Regions from separate parts of the Mus musculus genome. Here region 2 is linked to region 1. Evidence: chromatin loops called from intact Hi-C (ENCODE). Cell type or tissue: gastrocnemius. All regions are shown on one strand.

Evidence for each region. Peaks named below come from ENCODE experiments on the same cell type or tissue, not always from the same donor. Only the 100,000 strongest peaks of a DNase experiment are listed, where the experiment ranks them.
Region 2: it touches region 1 in a loop (1.9-fold over the local background); 11 of 42 quality-filtered maps call a loop at or near these places.

Annotation. Positions count from the first base shown.
Region 1 is chr6:13,867,766-13,872,765 of GRCm38, forward strand. 2610001J05Rik (RIKEN cDNA 2610001J05 gene) reads right to left here and starts at 3,753. Exons shown (of 3, transcript NM_001352887.1): 1 at 3,674-3,753; 2 at 3,291-3,381; 3 at 1-2,975. The coding sequence starts at 2,946. The coding sequence ends at 2,767. 1110019D14Rik (RIKEN cDNA 1110019D14 gene) reads left to right here and starts at 3,804. Exons shown (of 3, transcript NR_045995.1): 1 at 3,804-3,862. In gastrocnemius, no CTCF peak of the experiment used is centred here; DNase peaks (open chromatin) are centred at 2,563, 2,847 and 3,730; H3K4me3 peaks cover 2,483 bases; H3K27ac peaks cover 1,936 bases.
Region 2 is chr6:13,679,935-13,684,934 of GRCm38, forward strand. No RefSeq gene overlaps it. Among named protein-coding and RNA genes, the nearest start is that of Bmt2, 4.5 kb to the left of the region's middle. In gastrocnemius, no CTCF peak of the experiment used is centred here; a DNase peak (open chromatin) is centred at 2,797.

The DNA.
Region 1 (5,000 bases):
TCTGGCTTTCAAAACTAAACTCAGCCCATCTAACTAGCAGACCATTTATCATACATCAGACTCTGGGCCAGGCACCCGAGGGACACCTGTCAATCCTACCGCTGTTCTCTCTGCAAGCAATGTAATGAACTGTGCAATTGGAAAGAATTTGAACTTGGGGAACAAATGAACAAGCAAACCAGAGATTCTTAACTGTCGATTCCTAGATGGGTTTTAGCTCTGCAAGTTTTGTGAACTAATCTGAAGATGTGAGCATGTGTGGATATTTAGTTAGGGAAAAATAATAATCAAAAGTATTTATCAGATTCTCAAAGGAGCTGGTGGTTAAGATCCACCCTAAGACTTTGTGTGTGTGTGTGTTTGTGTGTGCGCACAGTATGAGTGTGCACATAAGAAGGACAGAGCACCGAACCTATTCCTCACTCAGGCTTATTTTTGAGAGCAGGGCTTCTCCATGAATCTGAAACTCAGTGCAGTGGCTAGTGGCTGGGCAGGAAGGCCCAGGGACACACCTGTCTCTATCCCTGGGGTGGAGATTTTAACCCATGTGCTGCTGCCCAGGTTTTATAGGGGTGTTAGATCTTCATGCTTGTACAGGAAGCATTGTTATCAATGGAGCCATCTGTCCAGCCCAGGTTTTTGTGTTTAAGCAAAATCTTATCGTCTAAGTAAGAAATGAAGCTCCTCCCTTCTCACTTTTAATTCTATTAAGCACTAATTATTTAGTGTATATGTGAGATGTTGGGAACACGTATGGTGGTCAGGGTGTTGTCGGCTGTGGGAGTTGGTTCTTTTCTTCCTTGATGTGGATGCTGAGGATCCAGCTCAGGTAGGTCATCAGTAAAGGAATTCGCCTTTATCCACTGAGTCATCTCCTTGGCCCAGTGAAGCTAAAATGTTTAGAAAGCATATCCCTCTACCTCTGCTTTTAAGGATAAAATAAGAAATGGCCATTGTTGAAAACATTCTTTGGAGTAGTTTTGGAAACACACTGTCAGTAAAGACTGTTTTCCTGTAGGAAAACAGGAGGTGATTAAATGACTTCGGCTTATAATGGGCTTTACGTTAGATTTTCCCCATCCCAGAGAAGTTGAGACTGGCAAGGAAGAGAAGGCTTCCTTTCTAAATCTGCTCCAATGAGCTGGTGGACAAAAGATGACAGCTGTCCTGCCACCTGCATGTTCTTTTTTTTCCTAAGCATGCATGAACACGTTTTATTAAATGCCAATTTACCCAAACAAAGACTGTTAGCCTTTTCTCTGGTGAAAAGATAAAATACCTTCCAAAAAAAAACCAGTAAACCCATTTGGTTTCCATGTCTTTATAATGTAAGCATTCCTTACTACTTCTTACTGTTAACTGGAACTCTCAGGCATGCCACATCAGTTCAGTGGGGAAAGGGTCTGCACACTAAATTTTATTGGCCACAGCCTGCTTCCTGACAAAAGCCAAGGCCTGTAAGGGCATCTGGAGAGTGAGACTGGACAAGGCATTTTGGGGAACAGCTGGATTATCTACTTTGAGAACATAGACTACTTTGACTTACTGAGACTATTTCATTCTTCAGAATCAAACAAAGGCCTGAAGATCCTTGCCAAGCTTGGGTCTTCAGGTTCCACTTTCTCAACTTCTATGCAATACAGACAGAATTAAAAGTTCTGTTTGGAACAAAAGGACCTGAAGTGACTCTTGGGTACTAACAGTTTGAGTAGTTTTTCTTGAAACTATAACATTCTAATTTAAATTCTAGCCAGAATATTTGTCCTGGGCCCAAAAATGTGAATTAAAAATCTCTGTAATCTATTGGTTTGGGGACTCTTGGAATTACTAGGGCAAAGAGGGTACACCTTTTTAGCTGGTGTACAAATCAAAACACTTCCTTTCCTATTTGTGGATTTTCTATCAGAATCCTCGTCTATCTCAAAGATGCCCATTTCTTGCCCATGGTGATCCTTTAAGGTAACATAACCAGTCCCTTTTCACTCAGATTATAAATAATTAGCTCATAGATACAAGCAGACCAAAACAATAGGTGAACTGATGGCATAATGGCTATGTATTTGATACAATACATCTCACAAGGAGAAGATACTCAATGTAAAGTTATCTTTTAACAAATATTTTCTCTATTTTAGTATTAGATATGTTTAGTACATTTTTATTAAACTTTTTCTCAGAGATAAAAGTTTTTGGCTAAGATCTAAGTACAATATCAACTTGCGAGATAAAAACAGAAGCATTAAAAAAAAAGAAAACCAGTAACAACAATAAAACAAATCCAAAACCCACCCCAACCGGTTCTCTGAGAGAGTGAGAGTGAGAGTGAGAGAGAGAGATCCCCAGAATGCAAGAGGCAGTGATTATAACAATATAGATTTACTAGATTCTGAACAAATACTTCCATCTTCCAATTCCATGTGCTCTGACAACTTGAAAGTATGAAATAATACTTTTGCAAACTTAAGCCCTCTCACTTTGGCCCCTTCCCAAGCAGCAAATACAAGTTATGGGCCACATTATTAGTGCACTCTTTGTTGTTAAGAGCCGCCCTCCACTCCCATCTGCCCTCCACTCCCATCTGCCCCCATTGTAGAAGAAACAAGTATGAACGTGAAAGCATCTCTTAACTGAGAGTGTTAACTCTCAGCTAACTGTAACCCTCTTGCTGAGAACGGGAGAGATCAAATCTTGGGGTCGGCCTCAACAGAACAATGGTTTTCAGCACACTGGTCAGGGTGCAGTCTAATTCAGAAGAGTCCTTCAGAGTCACATCTGTCCATTTCGCTTTCTTGCGTATATCCCCAAGCAAGCACAGATGCCGGTAATGCTGAGAACCACACCTAATAAGAGTGCAATCGCGTCTCCAGCTTCCACTGCTTCAACAACAGGCAGGATCAAAAGCAGCGAAGCGAGGACTAAGATCAATTGCGTTGAAACTGAATTCATGATGCTAGGATCTGGAGGGCTGAACTTGCCTAGAAGTTAAACACCGAACAAAAGAAACTGTTAAAAAAAAAAGCCTTATTTTTTTTTTTTTGAATGACAATATTAATATAAAACAATCTTTTAGACTGGAATTTGTGAATCATTTCAGATGTCAGTTTAAGATGACAAAACTAAAGACAGTCATTTTAGGTTATCATTAGAAAAGAGAGGGAAAAATGCATAAGATACTTGCCAAATAAAATACCCTAACAGGTAAAAGTCACATTTTATTAGCATGTCTCTTATCTAGAAAATTCAACACAACACGTGACTCTGTGAAGTTGTAAGGAATTAATAAGACTTACCGAAACAAGGGTATAAGTAATTCTACCCAACGTGAAATATTCTCTTTGGAACTTCCGGATGCTGAGGCTAAGAGGTTACTCGTGACACAGCCTATTTTAAAGAGGAAGCTAGAGTCAGTGAGAAACGAACAGCAAGGACAGAAATTGGTAACGAGTACAGAAAACACTCCCTAACAGTTCCTTCAAAAAGAGACTACTAGATTTAAAGTTAGTTCTCACACACAGATTGCTAAATGAAACCAAGCCGAGAAGCAAATTCATCCCAAGATCTAACATAAAGATCTGGAATTCCTTCGCCCTGGGAGGGTGCAAATTTGTTGGGTTGTGCAAGTACACTAGGAGAATCAATCCTGGAATCCCCGGGAGCGGAGTTTGTACCTTACCGGACCGAAAGCAGCCATTACAGGAATGGAGAGCAGGGCGGTGTCGCCAGACTACATTTCCCACAAGCCCTGCTGCCTACTCCCGTCATGCACAGCGCGCTCTGGGATCCCTGACTGAGGGATAGACCACAGGCTGCTTGTTGTTCGGGTTTCACAAGTTTGCCCTCTGGTTTTACTGTTAAAGAGAGGGTGAGTGTTCAAGAAAAGGTTTAGTGAATTCGTAGGACTAACGAAACAACAATACGTGTTTTCTGCCCTGTAAAGGAATTCTAGCCGCATGAATATGTCTTGTTAGTACTCTGAAATAAGGAAGTAACCGTGGGAGAGGGTAGCTGAGGGAAGCCATCTGTTTGGGAATGTTTCAAACCTGGGGCCTTCCAACATTTCTGCAGCAGAAAATCCCCGTTATCATTTTCCAAATGTGCCTAATGACATTTGCTAATTTTTTAAAACTAACGGGGAAAATAAGCACATTTAATCAGAAAGTTTGGAAAATATTGAATCATTTGTGGTGCAAATCAGGTTTAGAAAATATGGTTTCAGCCCTATACACAGATCTTTTCCGATTCGAATTCTTGTCTTTTTCAGAATGTTCACTCTCCACAGCCTCCCAATATTTTAAGATGCCAAGTTTAGTACTCAAAACCATTATAAGTATTATTCACATGCATCTGTAAGCATTAACTTTGAAAAGTTCTTGAAGTCTTGTTACCTGGGATATCCATACTAAATGTTCCTTCTGGCCCGAGCACTTTCATACTTACTGACAATTTGTCATCTTCTCATTGTAAGTTACTCACGGTGCTGAGTTAGAGGTGCCCGGACTTGTCCTGATAAAAATCATGCGAATACTGTGGGCACACTCAGTTGAGTGTCTATAATCAGCTTGTATTCTTGTGTTGTTGGTTCTCCTTTTAAACACAGTTGTATCTCTCTGACGGTAATGATTTATACTTCTGCTTCCCAAAAGACGTTTGGCAGGAACTTCAGCGACATTAGCTAGGAACAATAATTTGATGAAATAAATGTGCCAAGATTTTACAGGAGCTTCACAGAGGTGGTGAACACATTAAAGCAAGTTGTGTCTGATAGATTGACAGTGTTGTTTTTCTAAAGTTAATTATTTTAACAAATTCACTCTAATTGCACTTGTCTTATGTTGCTTTTGGCTTTGTATCTTTCCTATCAATTAGTTTTGGAATAGGACCTCTTGCTTTTATGACTTCCAAAATATCCTCCTACATTCCAGTGTTTTCATTTGGGAGGTTTTATTTTTCCTTATGTATTTGTTTCAGCTAGTGGAAGTCTGCAGACTAAAGTTAGTGCT
Region 2 (5,000 bases), 190 kb before region 1:
ATGTCATTTGTAGTGAATATTAGGTATTTATTTGTTTAATATGAATGTTTCACACTTCCATCTAGGAAAATAAGTCTTATAGTGTATTTTTATTTAATTTTTAAAATATTTACTTATGTGTGAATGTGTTTGTGCAAATGCTATGTCCTCTGGGGGCAGAAGAGTGAATTGGGTTACTACAGCTGGAGTTAGGTATATGTAGCTGTGAGTCATCATAGAAGCTAGAACTCAATTTGGAGTCTCTGCTGAACTATCTCTTCAGTCCAGAGTTTGTTTGTTTCTTAGTTTTTTTCTTTTCACACTTTACTTCATACTACTTGCAGATGGACTTTCAAGACCTTTGAAAACAGTGGTTCTTAACCTTCCTAATGTTGGAACCTTCTAACTTAGCTCCTAGTGTTGTGGTGGCTTCCAACCATAAAATTGTTTTCATTGCTACTTCATAATTTTGCTACTGTTATGAATTGTAATATAAATATCTGTGTTACAGTGGTCTTAGGTAACCCCCATAAAAGGATGATTAGGTCCCAAATAGTCGAAACCCATAAGGTTGAGATCCACTGTTTTAAAAGGTTAAAAACATTGAAGGGAATTTGAGAAATAGCGAAAGGATTAAACAAGCACAAACTACTTAGAATTTTACCAGTGAGATGAAACAACATTTTTTTCCTTTGCATGTATGCATTAACTTCAAATGGGATGTTTCTCAAATGGATATGTGGTCATCTATTTTATGAATAATCTACTATTTTATTAGTTAACCCCTAGTCACATCACGTTTATGTTGTACCCACTTTTCTGAAATACAAATCACATTACATGTGATTAATACCTTTGCATTGTTTTTAATTTCTCTCTCTCTCTCTCTCTCTCTCTCTCTCTCTCTCTATATATATATATATATATATATATATATTCCATTAAAGTGAAATTTCTAATTCAAAAGGTCATGCCTATTAAGCTTTTGATATCTGTTGTCAAAACACCCTTTCAACATGGGCTAGGACTTTATGTCACTTCTGGCAGTGAAGATGGATATTTATTTTCCTGCACTATTACCAAATATAAGTACTACTATTTGCTGATTATACATAGGAATCTTTTAAAACTTCCTATTTTAAAAGTATGTGGAAACTTCTTGCTGTTTCTTAAGTAGTTATTCTGTTTATCATAATATTTTGTGTAACATATTAATATAAGAGGAACTTAGTTATAATAAGCAATCATTTTCCAAGAAAATTGAAAAAAATAATTTTTTTTTACTTCTGACTTTCTTGAAAAGAAACTTAAGAACTGGAGATTAAATATTAAGTTCTATTTAAAATTTGTATGAATTCAGATTGAGCCTTGGCTTATATATCCTGGAAAAAAACAAAACTGAGTTTTCTTAACAGAACATAGCAAATGGCCTTAGATCACACTATGAAGGAAGTTTACAACTACCTTTTTCCAGCCTAATTGGTAATACTGGGCCAAGCTGTACATCTGCTATGGTAGAAAAGGAATATTAACAGGTTTTCTATCTAATTGAAATAAATGTTCTGATTGATGAAGAAAAGCATTTGTTGTACCGTGTAGATTTAGTGACATTTCAAACAAGCATACCCTATTGCATGGTCATGGGAAAGGGTCAAGTCCAGGAGTGAGTGTGTCTGTAATGCCCTTAGCAAATGGTAAATGCTGTGACTTTCAGGGCCTTAGGGCTGTGGGAAAGAACTCTGAAAGCATTAGTTATGTGTGTGTGTGTGTGTGTGTGTGTGTGTGTAAGATTCCTCAACTATGCAAAAATATAAGGATGTAATATAAACTATATGAGGGGCTTCACAGACCTAGAAGAACAAAGGCAGCTGCACTATGAGCCAGCTTCTCAGAAAGATATTAAGGAAAGAAATAAAGAGATTTGCAGAGTGGTAATGGCAGAGCAAGATCTCACCCAGCTACGTTTATTGTTTGTGCTTACAAAGGGAGGCAGATCTCTGAATTCTTTTGCCATGTTAAAAAAAAAAATGTACTTTTTGTCTTCTAAGAATCCAGGGGCTAAATTCACAAAATGATAATTCGTGGGATAATTGAAAGGGAACTTGGAGTAAATGATTGAACTGATTTGTGAGTAGAAGACTCTGCTTTTGTTCTGCATGAGATGAACTAGCAGAGAGCCACGGAAGTTCTTTTTTAGAATTTTTTTTTTTTCTAGCTGCTACCCAGAGAGAACTGCTTGGAAAGCAAACACAGCTATTTTAGAATATTTTCTAACAGGGTTTCTGATTTTGGTCATAAAATTCATGGAGGGTGAATACAACTGTTTTAGAATTTTTCATTCCTTTTTAAAGAATTTTTTTTTTCTAGCAGCTACCTAGAGAGAACGACTTGAAGAGTGAACACAGCTCTTTTAGAATTTATTTTCTAGAAAATCCAAGAATTTTTTACAGCAGGTTTTCTGATTTTTGTCAAAAAAAAACCCATGAGCTCTTCAGAGAGCTTTTAGATTTTTTTTTTTTTTCCCAGCAGAAAGCTACCATGAACAGGCTACAGAGCCAAGAGCTATCTATAGAGAGCTGTCTAGGAAGCCATCTTGAGCAGACTATGTGTTTCAGAAACTCATAGATAAGGTAGATTTTTGAGTGGGCCAACTCAAAGCCAGGATCTGGGCCTGGGCAGTCACTGAGTTGATCAGCCTGTCAACTCTCCTATACCTACCCCACTTCCAGCACTGCCCCAGCTAGCTCACTCAATGCTGCAGTTGGCAGGGGGTCAGCTATCCTGCTTTCATGCCACCAGAGCCAGCCCCACAGTGCTGCCTAATTAAGGTGCAGGGCCCACTCTCCCAAGTGCTGCAGCCTTCCAGGGGCTGGGTCAGTTCTCCCAGCCTCACACCCTTGGGGCTGGCTCACTGTGCCTCTGTCATCAGGGCCAGCTCCACTGTGTTGCCCAGGTGAGGTACAGGGATGCTCACCAGAGTGGGAAATAGGAAATCTTTAAATGACCTAAAACATTTGTATTCTATTTCTCATTCATTTTGATGGTGCTGTCCACTTCATTTTGGCCTTCTTTTATTGCCAGATTTAAAAAATATATTTTAATGTTATATAAGAAAAATCCCTACTTTAAATTTGTGTTATAACTCATGTAATACTATGCATCAATAGTGTAAAAAAAATTGGTCAACTTTCTCATTAGATAGTGCTATTATTACTTTCCAAGTCAGGAAAAAAAAAATCAACTCATGACTTTAGGACATTTGGTTAAATGAAGACAAAGATGTATGACAGTTTTGTCCAAGGATAAAGCCTTTTTTCTTGGAAGGAAACTTATTAAGACATAAGATATAAGAGAAAAGCAAAACAGTGGGATATTTTAGGACAGAATGTTTCCAAGGAAAAATGACAGGATGTTCTAAAGGATAAACATGCTATCCTACAGAGAAGCTCTTAGAAAGTAAATAACTCAAAATGGCTTCAGGAAGTCCCTGAAAATTACCAGATTCACTAGATCTCTCAGTCCCCAAAAGTATATAAATAGCAAAAACTGCTAAGAGTCACTCTCAGACAAGCCCAGCCACTTACCTGAAAGAAGCAGAGACCAGTGGAACTGCTTAGAAGAAACAAAGAAACTCAAGCCAGCTATTCTTAATCCTGAGATTCACTATTGCTAATCCTAAAATTAGCAAGAAGAAAAGTTCCACCATTTCCAGTCAATTTAGAACCAAGTGTTATTAAATACATACCATGTCAGACCTTGGTCAGGACCACTCTCTGTAACTTCATTTGAGTGGTCCTGAGACAGTATGCAGAGGTTTATAAAGACGATCCCATAGGCCACTTTCCCATGAGGCTTTCTTATGTTTTTTAAGAACTACAACTCCCAGCATCCCAGGAGGTTATCCAGTTCTTGGGGAGGTAGAGTTTACTGGTTAATTTTAGTCATTACACTATGCTACCTGAAAGGTCCGTCTTCAATCTGTTGAGCTGCCTGCAGGCAGCTATGTATTCTAGGTTTCCTGCTTTGGTGAGCTTCCGCACATTCTGAAGTGGGCCTTGGTGATGCAGTTAGCACTTAGTCATTTCTGCTCCTATAAGTAGTAGCCCTCACCCACATAAAGTAAGCAACCCTAATAAAACTCATTTGTTCACCAAGTTGGACCTTGGTGGTTTCTTGGTCATGGTTCCTTTTGCTGTTATGAAACACTGTAACCAAAAGCCAGTTTAGAACCAGAAGGCAGAGGCTATGGAGAAGTGCAGCTGGCTGGCTCGCTCCTCATCAGTTCCTTAGCCTGCTTTCTTATACTCAGGACCACAGTGGGCTGGGTCCTTCCCCTATCAGTCATTAATTGAAAAGGCTCTAAAGGCTTGACTAAACATCACTTTATGGTTCCATTTTCTTCATTGAAGTTCCCTCCTCTCAAATGACTCTAGCTTGTGTCAACTTGACAAAAACCTAACCATCATAGGCAGTATCAACACTTTGGTTTGTCATCATTCCCCTATTTGGGGTGAGTCACATGTATGTTGTAACTCACCATAAAAAGTCTGTTACACAGCACTAAAAGATAAAATGTATATTGTTCTGGAAATAACTGCCTATTATTTGAAATTTTTTTAACCATCCATGCAAAAAATGTAAATAAGTATAAATGTTTTGTTTAATTTTAAATTGTAGAAGCACCATGCATGGGGAATAAAGACAACCATTCTTCTAAGCAGTTCTACACTGGGCTAAGAGAAAGGCAACAGTGAATTTTCAATTTTTATTTTTAACACTGTAGCAAAGACTATATTAATGTTATGGCTGTCTAATGAGTCTTGAGCTAAATTTAAAGACATTGGCGATTTGAAAGCTCTCTTACAGCTCCCATTCTACAATGATTTGGCGACTGACATTGTCCTTGAAGTTCTTTGAGAGATGTGTCCAGGCTGCTCGGTTCCTTCTGGGTGGCACCTTTATTCTTGGGGAATTCCCAACATAAGGCACACAGTAAGAAACCTTCACTCTTGTAATCAAAG